Linked DNA regions of Mus musculus: region 2 is linked to region 1. The links are chromatin loops, found by intact Hi-C in ENCODE. Cell type or tissue: left cerebral cortex. All regions are shown on one strand. Links, peaks and the distances in the headings refer to the core of each region. The heading gives the core; the rest is flanking DNA. Region 1 has its middle 27 kb from the start of Efcab14. Region 2 has its middle 43 kb from the start of Cyp4a12b.

Region 1 (5,382 bases), core at 220-5,219:
TAATTTCATTCTTCTTCATGACTGAATAAAGTGCCATTGTTTATTTATAAAACATTTATCCATTCATCTGCTGATGGACACATTAGCTATTATGAATGGTGCTTCAATAAACATAGCTATGTGGGTCTCTGTAGTGGGCTGATTTATAGTTCTCTCAGTGTAGACCCAGCAGTGGTCTAGCTAGGTCATATGGTGTTCTGTTTTCAGGTTTAGATTTCCATAGTGACTGGAGCACTTACAATCCTATCATCAGTATAGAAGGCTGGCCTTTCCCCCACATTCTTGCCAGTGTTTGTTTTCTTAACGATTCTGACAGAGGTGAGAAAGAACTTTAATGTAGTTTTAACTTGCCTTCCCCTGATTGCTAAAAATGTTGAACACCCTTTTTTCATGTCTATTGGCCATTAGCGCTTTATCCTTTGAGAATTGTCTGTTGATTTCAATAGCCCATGTATTGACTGGATTATTTGAACTTTGATGTTTTTTCTTCTTTTTTGGTTCTTTACATTTTCTTTTTTTCTTTTTTTTTTTTTTGCCCATTTCTTTTTTTTTTCCATTTTTTATTAGGTATTTAGCTCATTTACATTTCCAATGCTATACCAAAAGTCCCCCATATCCACCCACCCCCACTCCCCTGCCCACCCACTCCCCCTTTTTGGCCCTGGTGTTCCCCTGTACTGGGGCATATAAAGTTTGCAAGTCCAATGGGCCTCTCTTTCCAGTGATGGCCGACTAGGCCATCTTTTGATATATATGCAGCTAGAGTCAAGAGCTCCGGGGTACTGGTTAGTTCATAATGTTGTTCCACCTATAGGGTTGCAGATCCCTTTAGCTCCTTGGCTACTTTCTCTAGCTTCTCCATTGGGAGCCCTATGATCCATCCATTAGCTGACTGTGAGCATCCACTTCTGTGTTTGCTAGGCCCCGGCATAGTCTCACAAGAGACAGCTACATCTGGGTCCTTTCAATAAAATCTTGCTAGTGTATGCAATGGTGTCAGCGTTTGGATGCTGATTATGGGGTGGATCCCTGGATATGGCAGTCTCTACATGTTCTTTACAGTTTCTAGATATTAATCTTTAATCCTCATCAAAGTTCCAATAACATCCTTTACAAAATAGAAAAAAAAATTCTAGGATTCGTATAAAAATCACAAAAAGACTCTTAATAACCCAAGCAATTGTGAGCAAAAAGAACAATGCTGGCTGGAGCCATAACTGATTCCAAACTATATTACAGAGTCATAGTTATAAAACCAGCATGGTGGTGGTTAAGAAACAGGGTCAGTGGACTAGAACCCAAAGATTAAAATTAAATCCGCACAGCTATAAACACATAATTAAAAAAAAAGATTTATTTATTATTATATCTAAGTACACTGTAGCTATCTTCAGACGCACCAGAAGAGGGCATCAGATCTCATTACAGATGGCTGTGAGCCACCATGTGGTTGCTGGGATTCAAATTCAGGACCTTCAGAAGAGCAGTCAGTGCTCTTAGCCACTGAGCCATTGTGGAGAGCCGTGAGCAATCGCCATTACAAGATGGTGCTGGCCTCCACTGTGCCTAACTGGTAAACAAGTAATGTGCGCAGGTGCAAGAGTAAATTCATGCCAAGTCACTGCCCACCCCGGGGCGTAGTAGTGGGGTGATGAGTGAGCAGCTAATCAGGAGCTGACACGTCACACGGAGGGGTATATAAGCAGCACCATTTTCCGGGTTTGGGGTCTTCCTTCAGATGAAGCAATAAAGCTTTGCTGTAGAAGAATCCGGTTGTCCGAGTGAATTCTTGCCGGCGAGATACTAGCTTGGGACAAGCCATCTCTCCAGCCCCAACACATAATTTTTAGAAGAGTAATTTTCCTTTATTTTTGAGAAATTTTATACACACACACATACATATATATGAAACATGGTAATATCCACCTCCCACTTTCCCCATCCAACTTCCCTCAAACCCCTCAACACACTTGCCTCCTAACCTCTTTTTTTTTTTTTTTTAATCTACTAAGCCTCAGTTGCTGCTGTGCACATTGTGTTTGGATGTTGGGGTGTGGGACAGACAATGGAGCATGGGAAATCTGTTAGTAGCACATATTGTAAACAAGGAAAAGAAGAAAGAGTGATTCTCTCTCCCCAGATGTAGCAAGTGTCAAGAGCTCCTCAGAAGGATGTGGCCTGGAGACCACCCTGCCTCCATCTAGTCTGGATTTTTTTAGCCATGTAATTTTGATGAAGACTTCAGAAACATATATTGAAGAAAAGATAGTGTCTTCAATGTAGTGGAAATGCTGGGAAAATGGAATATTCAGTGTATATGTTACTTTTTGTTGCTGTGATAAAACTTATGGCTGGACGTTACTTAAAGGAGAAAGAATTTATTCAGCTTCTGGTTCCAGAGGAAGAGTCAATAATGGCAGGGGAGGCAGGGGAGGCAGGGCAGCACACAGCCAATGCAGGAAGCTGAGAGATCACATCCATCTCCATCCATATATAGGAAGCAGAGAGTGAGCTGGAAGTAAGGTGATGCCATAGCTCTGAAAGCCCACCCCAACGGCATACTTCCTGCAGCAAAGTTTCTTGTCCCAAAGATTCCGTAACCTCCCAAAGTAGCACCACCCACAGGGACCATATATTTAAATATGTGAGCCTATGAGTGAAAGTTCTCATTCAAACCACTGCTCATTCATAGAAAAACAAAGTGTCTCTGCCTCTCACCTTGCTCCAAAATCAATTCAAAATGGCCTAATGTCAGCCCCCAAACTATGAAACCATTAAAGGAACGTATAGGGGAAATACTCCAAGATACATGCATAGACAAAGACGTTCCTCTTCCCCTGGAGAGGGACTACTGAAGTGCAGGGCCAACTTCTCAGATCCTCCTTGGGGTTTTGGATGCCCAACATCAAAGTGCTTGACCACAAAGCACTTGAGGTTAGCTTAGGAAAGTGTCCCAAAGGCATGGCCATTTGGGATTCACGGCAATTCTGAAATATGGTAGGGATTGTCACTCCATTCTTACAGCTAAGCAGATAGGCTCAGAGAGGCGAAGGGCTGCATGTACCTTCACACGGCCGCTGGATAGCTGAGATTGTTTGTGCTACACCACATCTACCTCCTTGGGGGATTTGGTAGCCAGCAGAGAGGCCAGACTTTGGCCTCGAGAGGCCAGACTTTGGCCTCTCTCCCTCCCCTCCGCCCCCCTCCCTCGCTCTCGCTCTCCCTCCCTCGCTCTTTTGCTCTCTTTCTCTCCCCCGTCCCGCCCCCAGTGGAGCTACCTCCTTTGGCCAGCAGAGGGAAGCACTGAAACATAGAAACATCTAGCTTAGCAGCTTGGTTTAGGATCCTCTCCCGACCAGAACTTCTGCAGAGTTTTAGGCAGATAACAAACGACAGACATTTACTGAACACAGTGTATCCAAGTCATAACTACATGTATTGCTTTAACCTTAAACAACTTTGCCTGACAGGGATACCCATCTCCATTTCCCAGATGGAATCTGTTTCAGAGACTGTCCGGTGGCCTTGGAGCTGGTATATGGTTTGCCTGGAATTTTGACCCAGGTTTTCTGGCTCTTGAGGATTAGTGCTTCCTCACAGTAGTCTCAGAACAAATGTTGGTGACTTAGTGGCATAGACTATGTCTGAAGCCTGAGAGCTGCAGCCTTCACTTCTTTAGATCAGAAACTGTAATTCTTTCATATCTTTACTTTCTAAAATTTTCACGACCCAGTGCGTTTCATCAATGTTGATTACAGGGCCATGGCTGAAGGATTGTTTACAGGCACAATCTGTACCTTATCTGTAACTAAAGGAAATATCTCTCCCTCATCAACTGAGACTACATGTAAGTCCTCAGGAAGGAAGCGTGCTTCCTTCTCCCTTCGATGGGAAGGGGGCGAAGGACCTAATCGTATGCAGATGTTGTGTAGGCGGTCGCAGCTGCTGTAAGATCATGAGCAGAACTCAGCATTCCACACGGATCCTTCACTTACTACATTTTTCTTCTGCATTGTTCCCTGATCCTTGGTTGGGTGGGTAGGACTGATATCCGTGTCTCACTCTTGACTGGATACTCATTCACTTGTAGCTTGTTATTTGCTGACAGCAGCACTCCTCCACCGACATTAACTTAGTTATGGAGAAGCAGATCTGTTTAGCAAAACAATAACAGTTGCTTCCCTGGTAGGTCACGTGACTTCCGCAGCCCAGGCCTTTTGACAGGATTTATAATCTCATAGTTCAGGAATTTTGTTTTGTGTCTGCTTTTAGATCTTATCATATTTGTGACTTTTAAACACATTATTTTTATTGAGAACAATTTATGCAACATAGTCTGATCATGCTCTTCCTTCCTCCAACTCTTCCCAGATCCTCCCCACCTCCCCATCTAACTCCAGGCCCCTCTCTCTCTCTTTCAAACAAACAAAATCAACAACGCCAAAATAAGAAAAACAAGAAATACAACACAAAAACATACATCACCACAAAAACATAGAAACAAAAACCAAAATATACATGCCAAAGGCCAATGTTAAAAAAATGCAAAATGAGGCAAAAACATCTACAAAGATACTGTTGAGTTTGATTTGTGTTGCTATCTACTACCGGGCTAGGGGCCTCCTCTGAAGTGTGGTTACTATAACCAGTGAGACTCCACTGGAGAAAACTGATTTTTTTTTTCCTTTGCCATCAAGTATCAGTTGCAGATAATCTTCTTGATTAGGCTTGGGATCCTAATCTGCTTCCCTCTCATGGTGTTGGGACCCTGCTTGCCTTGAACTTTTGCAGGCAGGCCCTGTGTGGGCTGCCATAGTGTCTGAGTTCATATGTGTGTCAATCTTGTTATGTCTAGAAGATGCTGTTTCCTGGAGCCACCCTTTATCTCTGGCTCTTACAGTCTTTCTTTTTCTGCATAGAATGTTGAGCCCTTAAAGAAGAATTTGATGAAGATATCCTGTTTATGTGAGTGCTCCAAAGTCTGTCACTCTTAGAGACTTAATCTTGACAGGAATCCCACTCAGAAGTAGAAGCTCTTAGGGAGGCCAGCCTATGTTTCCCCACAATCTATTCCCGGCAGTTTTCTCTGGCTTCCTTCATTTTCTTGGCCAAAAGTTTAATGTATTCTGCAGCTTCCTCCTTGCTTGTCTTAGTGCCCCCCCTCTCTCTGTTTCTCTCCCATTTTTGTTGTTGTTTTAAGACAGGATTTCTCTGCGTAGCTCTGGCTATCCTGGAACTCACTTTGTAAACCAGGCTGGCCTAGAACTCACAGAGATCCACTTGCCTCTGCCTCCTGAGTGCTGGGATTAAAGGCATGGGCCATTACCACCTGGCTTCTTAATGCACATTTCGTCAGAGCAACACATTAGCATTTGTGTTGTA
Region 2 (5,382 bases), core at 249-5,248, 340 kb after region 1:
ACTTTATAATGTCATGGTGTAGTACTCATGATCAAGGTGGATCAAACTAAGAAAAGTATATATCTTTACTTAAGTATTTAACTTGAGATCCACCCTGGCTACATTTGAGGGTGAGAACCAACTGTCTGGAAGCCTATATCCACATTAGTGTGTCTATAAGTGGAGACAGACCACCTGGAAGTTTAACAAGTGAGTGTGTTCCCTTCTACAAGAAGGTCAAATAAGAGGATATTATGATATTATGATTTGTATTTCCCACCAGCGGTCACTTTTTTATCCTTTAGTCTAACTTTAGGCAAGACTCAAGTAAAGAAATACATCAAACATGTTCTTTTTTAAAGTCTGGGTCAAACTGATAGGATCTGAGGGTGCTTTGTTGCCTCTTTATAAGAGAAAAGGATCATATTGGAACACCTCCAATGTTCCTTTGTACCCATCCCTGTCCCAAGAGCATCCTCTGGAACTCACTTTATCTTTTCTTTTCTTTTCTTTTCTTTTCTTTTCTTTTCTTTTCTTTTCTTTTCTTTTCTTTTCTTTTCTCTCTCTCTCTCTCTCTCTCTCTCTCTCTCTCTCTCTCTCTCTCTCTCTCTCTCTTTCTTTTACCTCATTTGTGACAATAGAAAGGAAGAAACCTTTTGGAACAGTTGCTCTTATTAATGGAGCCTTGAATTCTCTCTCTTACTTCCTCATTAGCAACTGTAAGGAAGGAGAGCCTTCTGACTATGTTCCTTTTTATTTTAATACATATTTTATTTAATTTTTATTAGATATTTTCTTTACTTACATTTCAAATTTTATCCCCTTTCCTCATTTCCCCTTGGAGCCTCCCCCCCCCCCATCTCATCCCCTCTCCCCCTGCTCACCAACCCACCCACTCCTGCTTCCCTGTCCTGGCATTGGCCTACACCGGGGCATAAAGTCCTCACAAGACAAAGGGCCTCTCCTCTCATTGATGTCCCACAAGGCCATCCTCTGCTACTTATGCATCTGGAGCCTTGAATCCCTCCGTATGTACTCTTTGGCGGTTTAGTCCCTGGGAGCTCTGGGGGTACTGGTTGATTCATATTGCTGTTCCTCCTATGGGGCTGCAAACCCCTTCAACTCCTTGAGTTCTTCTTATCTATGTAACTCCACATGACCTTAATACCCTTTGACCTGGAAAGATTCTGCATTTTCCAGGTGAATCATAGTCTGTGTAGGACCTGTCATTCAAAACAAATAAAGACTGTAGCCATGAGCTTTCCTACCTGCCATCTTTGTTTCCAGAATAATAATTCTGAGACTTAATTATTTATGAATAACTATCTAGGCCACAAGCTTTGGCTTGTTCCCTGACTAGCTAATGACCCATCTCTTTATTCCAGTCTATTTCTACCACATGGCTACTTACCTCTCCTCAGTTTCATGTGTCTCCTCCAAGCCCATGGTGAAATTTCTCTGCCTCTAACTATCTATCAGAGTTCCCATCTCTCTAATAGAACTCCCACCTTCTACTTTCTGCCTTTTGCAAAGGGTCATCAACTTTTTATTGGCAGGTGATGCTTCCACACACTGCACAGGATTTTATCCTTACAAAAGACCACCAGTGTAGTTTATATTGAGCCTAATGTGTCTGGGAAGCTTAAGGTAACTTCTAATAAGTATATAAGCTAGGGAATATCTTGGCCTCTCTGTGTGTCAAGCTATTCCTTTCTACTTAAATGTTTTTTCTGATGCCCTCCCCCTGCAAATTCATAATGTATCCATTCCTATTATGTCTCTCAATCTAGCTAGAAAGCAAACGTGATAGTTCACAAGGTGAATTTCCCATTTAAAGAGGGCTACCAGTTGGGCTGCATGGCATAGGAGAGCCTCTGTGTAATTTACCACATGTAACTTATATTTAAATCCTTGCAGTATAGAGAATAGCAAACAAAAAACACAAGAAAACAAAGTTGGAGGGAGATGGCCTTAGAATGCTCTTTTTCTTTAGCCTGTCTATATTATAGCAACCACAAAGTAAAAACATGTGTGGGAACCTTTTTGTGCACTGTGTAAAGGTTGTCTTCCTATTATTCAAATTTTTATTTCTGTACTGGCAGAGAGATGATTACTGTCTAGACTTTGGTATTGTTATTTTTAACGAATCAACATGTGCCTTAGTATCTTGTAAATAGATATCCCCATCACCTTCTGATTAGTTTAAGAAAGATCTGATGACCAATGGCTGAGGCAGGAGAGGAAACAGGATGTCTGGGCAGAGATGGGCTCAGTGGGAAGAATCAGGTACAAGAGGATTGAGCAAGTAGACACAGAGGTGGATGGGAGTGAACATGAGCAGAGAGGTAGACCAGGTCACTTGCTGGGATGTTGGAAGAATTAGTCAGGTTAGAACAGCTGAGGGACAAGGGTAGCCCAAGTTAAAGGCCTAAGCATTTAAAATATATGAGTCTCTGTGCCTATATATAGATAATGACTCCATGAAAGTCAAAAATAGCAGCAGCAACAACAACAATAACAACAACAAAATTAAGAGCATCCAGGGAGCAAAATACAAGACAGAAAAGTGTGGAGCAAAGAAATCTTGCTGTGTGTTTGTGTGTATGTGTGTCTACATTCTATCTCAGAGAGAAGAGGCCTGAAAATTTAGATAGAACAAGCATCAAGACCCATGGAACCTGCAACAATCTCCAGCCTCCCACCCAAGCAGGCTGATTCCATCTCATCTGCCACATTTGTCCCCACTGGCAGAATCCAGTCTGGCAACTGGCATCCTATCTTTGGTACCTTAGGATCTCTGTTCTTTTCCAAGACAGCCTGCTGCAAATTCACATGCAATTTCCTGGGTCTAGCTATCTCAAATATGTCAGTGCCCCCTGGTGGCTGGTCAGTGTTGGAGACACACCCAAGTCTCCTAACTCAAGTAGCTCAGCTAGTTAACAGCAATGTTGGAAAAATTTGAGTCAGTCTACCAAACATAGCTATCATTCCAACCTTAAAATACTTCATATCCAAAATACATTATTCACCTTGTAAATTATTAATGTTAGATAATCTGTGTGATATATAATATTTCTCTTTGCATTCTTTTTATTGAACACTAGGGCCAGAAGCACACTGAATTGTTGTAGAACAGTTTCCCTCTTACATTATACCACACATTTAAACATGCTTAAATGTGTTTGTGTTTATTGCTATGTAATTGGAACATAATTATAATCACTTGACTTGAAAATCATTATGCTAGTTTAGATGGAAAAACGTAGTCATTTTTATGTGAACTGCTGTGAACCTTTTAAGAATTCCTAAAGCTCGAGCCAGAGAAAAAACCAAGTGGCTGAAGGGGACTGAAGCCCCATAGAAGAAACATCACTATGAACTAAGCAGTACCCTCAGAGCTCCTTGGAACTATACCACCAATCAATGAAAACACATGGTGGAACTTGTAGCTCTAGCTCTATTTGTAGCAGAAGATGGCCTAGTTGGTCATCAATGGGAGGAGAGGCTCTTGGTCCTGTGAAGGTTCTATGCCCCAGTATAGGAGAATGCCAGGACCAGGAATGGGAGTTGGTGGGTTGGGAAGCAGGGGGAGGGGAAGAAGGGATAGGGGATTTTCGGAGGGGATACTAGGAAAGGGGGTAACATTTGAAACGTAAATAAAGAAAACATCTAGTTAAAAAAAAGAAAGAAGACTGAACGATGTGAAGCAAGCCAGTAAGTATCACCCTTCCATGGCCTCTGCATCAGCTCCTGCCTCCAGGTCCAGACTTGTCTGAGTTCCTGTCCTGACTTCCTTCAATGATGGACAGTGCTGTGGAAGTGTAAGTCAAATAAACTCTTTCTTAAACCCACCAAAAAGAACTGACATTTGTTCTTTTAAAAATGTTTATTGTTGGCAAGATTTTGCTGAAAGGACCCTGATATAGCTGTCTCGAGTGAGGCTATGCCAGTGCCTGGCTAATACAGAAGTAGATGCTCACAGCCATCTATTGATAGAATTCAGGGCCCCCAATGGAGGAGCTAGAGAAAGTACCCAAGGAGCTGAAAGGTTCTGCAACCCTATAGGAGGGACAACAATATGAACTAACCAGTACCCCTGGAGCTCATGTCTCTAGCTGCATATGTAGCAGAAGATGACCTAGTCGGCCATCATTGGGAAGAGAGGCCCCTTGGTCTTGCAAACTTTATATGCCCCAGTACAGGGGAACGCCAGGGCCAAGAAGTGGGAGTGAGTGGGTAGGGGAGCAGGGCAGAGGGAGGGTATAGGGAATTTTTGGGATAGCATTTGAAATGCAAATAAAGAAAATATCTAAATAAATAAATAAAATATTTATTGTGCAAATGGAATATAACAATTCATCTTTAATCCCAACCTTATCTTCTGTGCTAATTTTTCTATCTTCTGTACTTTAACTTTTTAATAACATAATATTTTTATTGATTATGTAGATATTTCACATAATGCATCCAATCAAATTCAGTTTTCAGCCTTCTCAAGTTCACCTCAGAACACTTGTGACCATCCCCTCCCCAAAGTCCAAATCACAAAACTGAACCACTAAAATATTCAAAACAAATACAACTAAGTTAAGATCTGAAAAGCCCCTTTCCTTCACCAGTCCACCAACCAACCCTCAAGGGTCAGAGAAGTAGGAAATAATTCCAGGCAGGTGAGAATCATTTCTCATCAAGTCATGGTTAGTTCCTTTGTATGGCAAATTTACCCAGTAGCTGGCTTAACAAAACTGTTTTGGAACTTCCTGTATCTTAACAAAAACTAAGAAATACATTTGGAATACCCATAGAGGTCACTAAGTTAGTAAGGTGCCATGGGAGAATTTCAAGAAAAGAGAGAAAGCAGGGGTATAAAGGATTTAAGGAGAAGGGTTAATGGAGCAAGAAGGGTTAAATTTCAGAGAAATGGAAGGACAGAGAAAAGGAGAGGATACAGGAAGTAATAAATAATAAAACATTTCAAAAAGGTCATATGGATCTCTCTACTACTGTAGAACACACACACACACACATCTATAGGAAAAGTCACAATGGAATTACCCTATTGTAGGCATAAATTTCTGCAACCAACTTTTAATAAGGGTTCAATCTCTCCTCTAGCCCACCAGCCAGCAGAGGAAGTGGAAGAGAAAGTTATTAGGATATGGGGGAAGTGGACCTGTTTAGCAATAGTTCCTTGTGGGTGAGCTCGATCTTCTTTGGCAGCAGTTCAGTCTCATAGCAAACACCAAATACAATTCAGCAGCTGCAGCTCAGTTCTCTAAACAGGCAGACACCAGGCATGAAGCATCGACTAGAGTTTAGTCCTTTCTACAAGCAGACAGGCAGCTGTAGCTCATTTCTGAAGAAATGGCCAGGCTCACTAATCAGCCTAAGGCAAGGCTTAAG

What was found. Peaks named below come from ENCODE experiments on the same cell type or tissue, not always from the same donor. Only the 100,000 strongest peaks of a DNase experiment are listed, where the experiment ranks them.
Region 2: a loop joins it to region 1, with 5 times the contacts of the local background. A loop is called at or near these places in 7 of 42 quality-filtered maps.

What each region holds. Positions count from the first base shown.
Region 1 is chr4:115,707,920-115,713,301 of GRCm38, reverse strand. No RefSeq gene overlaps it. Among named protein-coding and RNA genes, the nearest start is that of Efcab14, 27 kb to the left of the region's middle. In left cerebral cortex, for the core only: CTCF peaks have their summits at 1,399 (motif pointing right), 3,087 and 3,292 (motif pointing right); DNase peaks (open chromatin) are centred at 3,301 and 3,926.
Region 2 is chr4:115,365,734-115,371,115 of GRCm38, reverse strand. No RefSeq gene overlaps it. Among named protein-coding and RNA genes, the nearest start is that of Cyp4a12b, 43 kb to the left of the region's middle. In left cerebral cortex, for the core only: a CTCF peak has its summit at 2,854 (motif pointing left); a DNase peak (open chromatin) is centred at 2,810.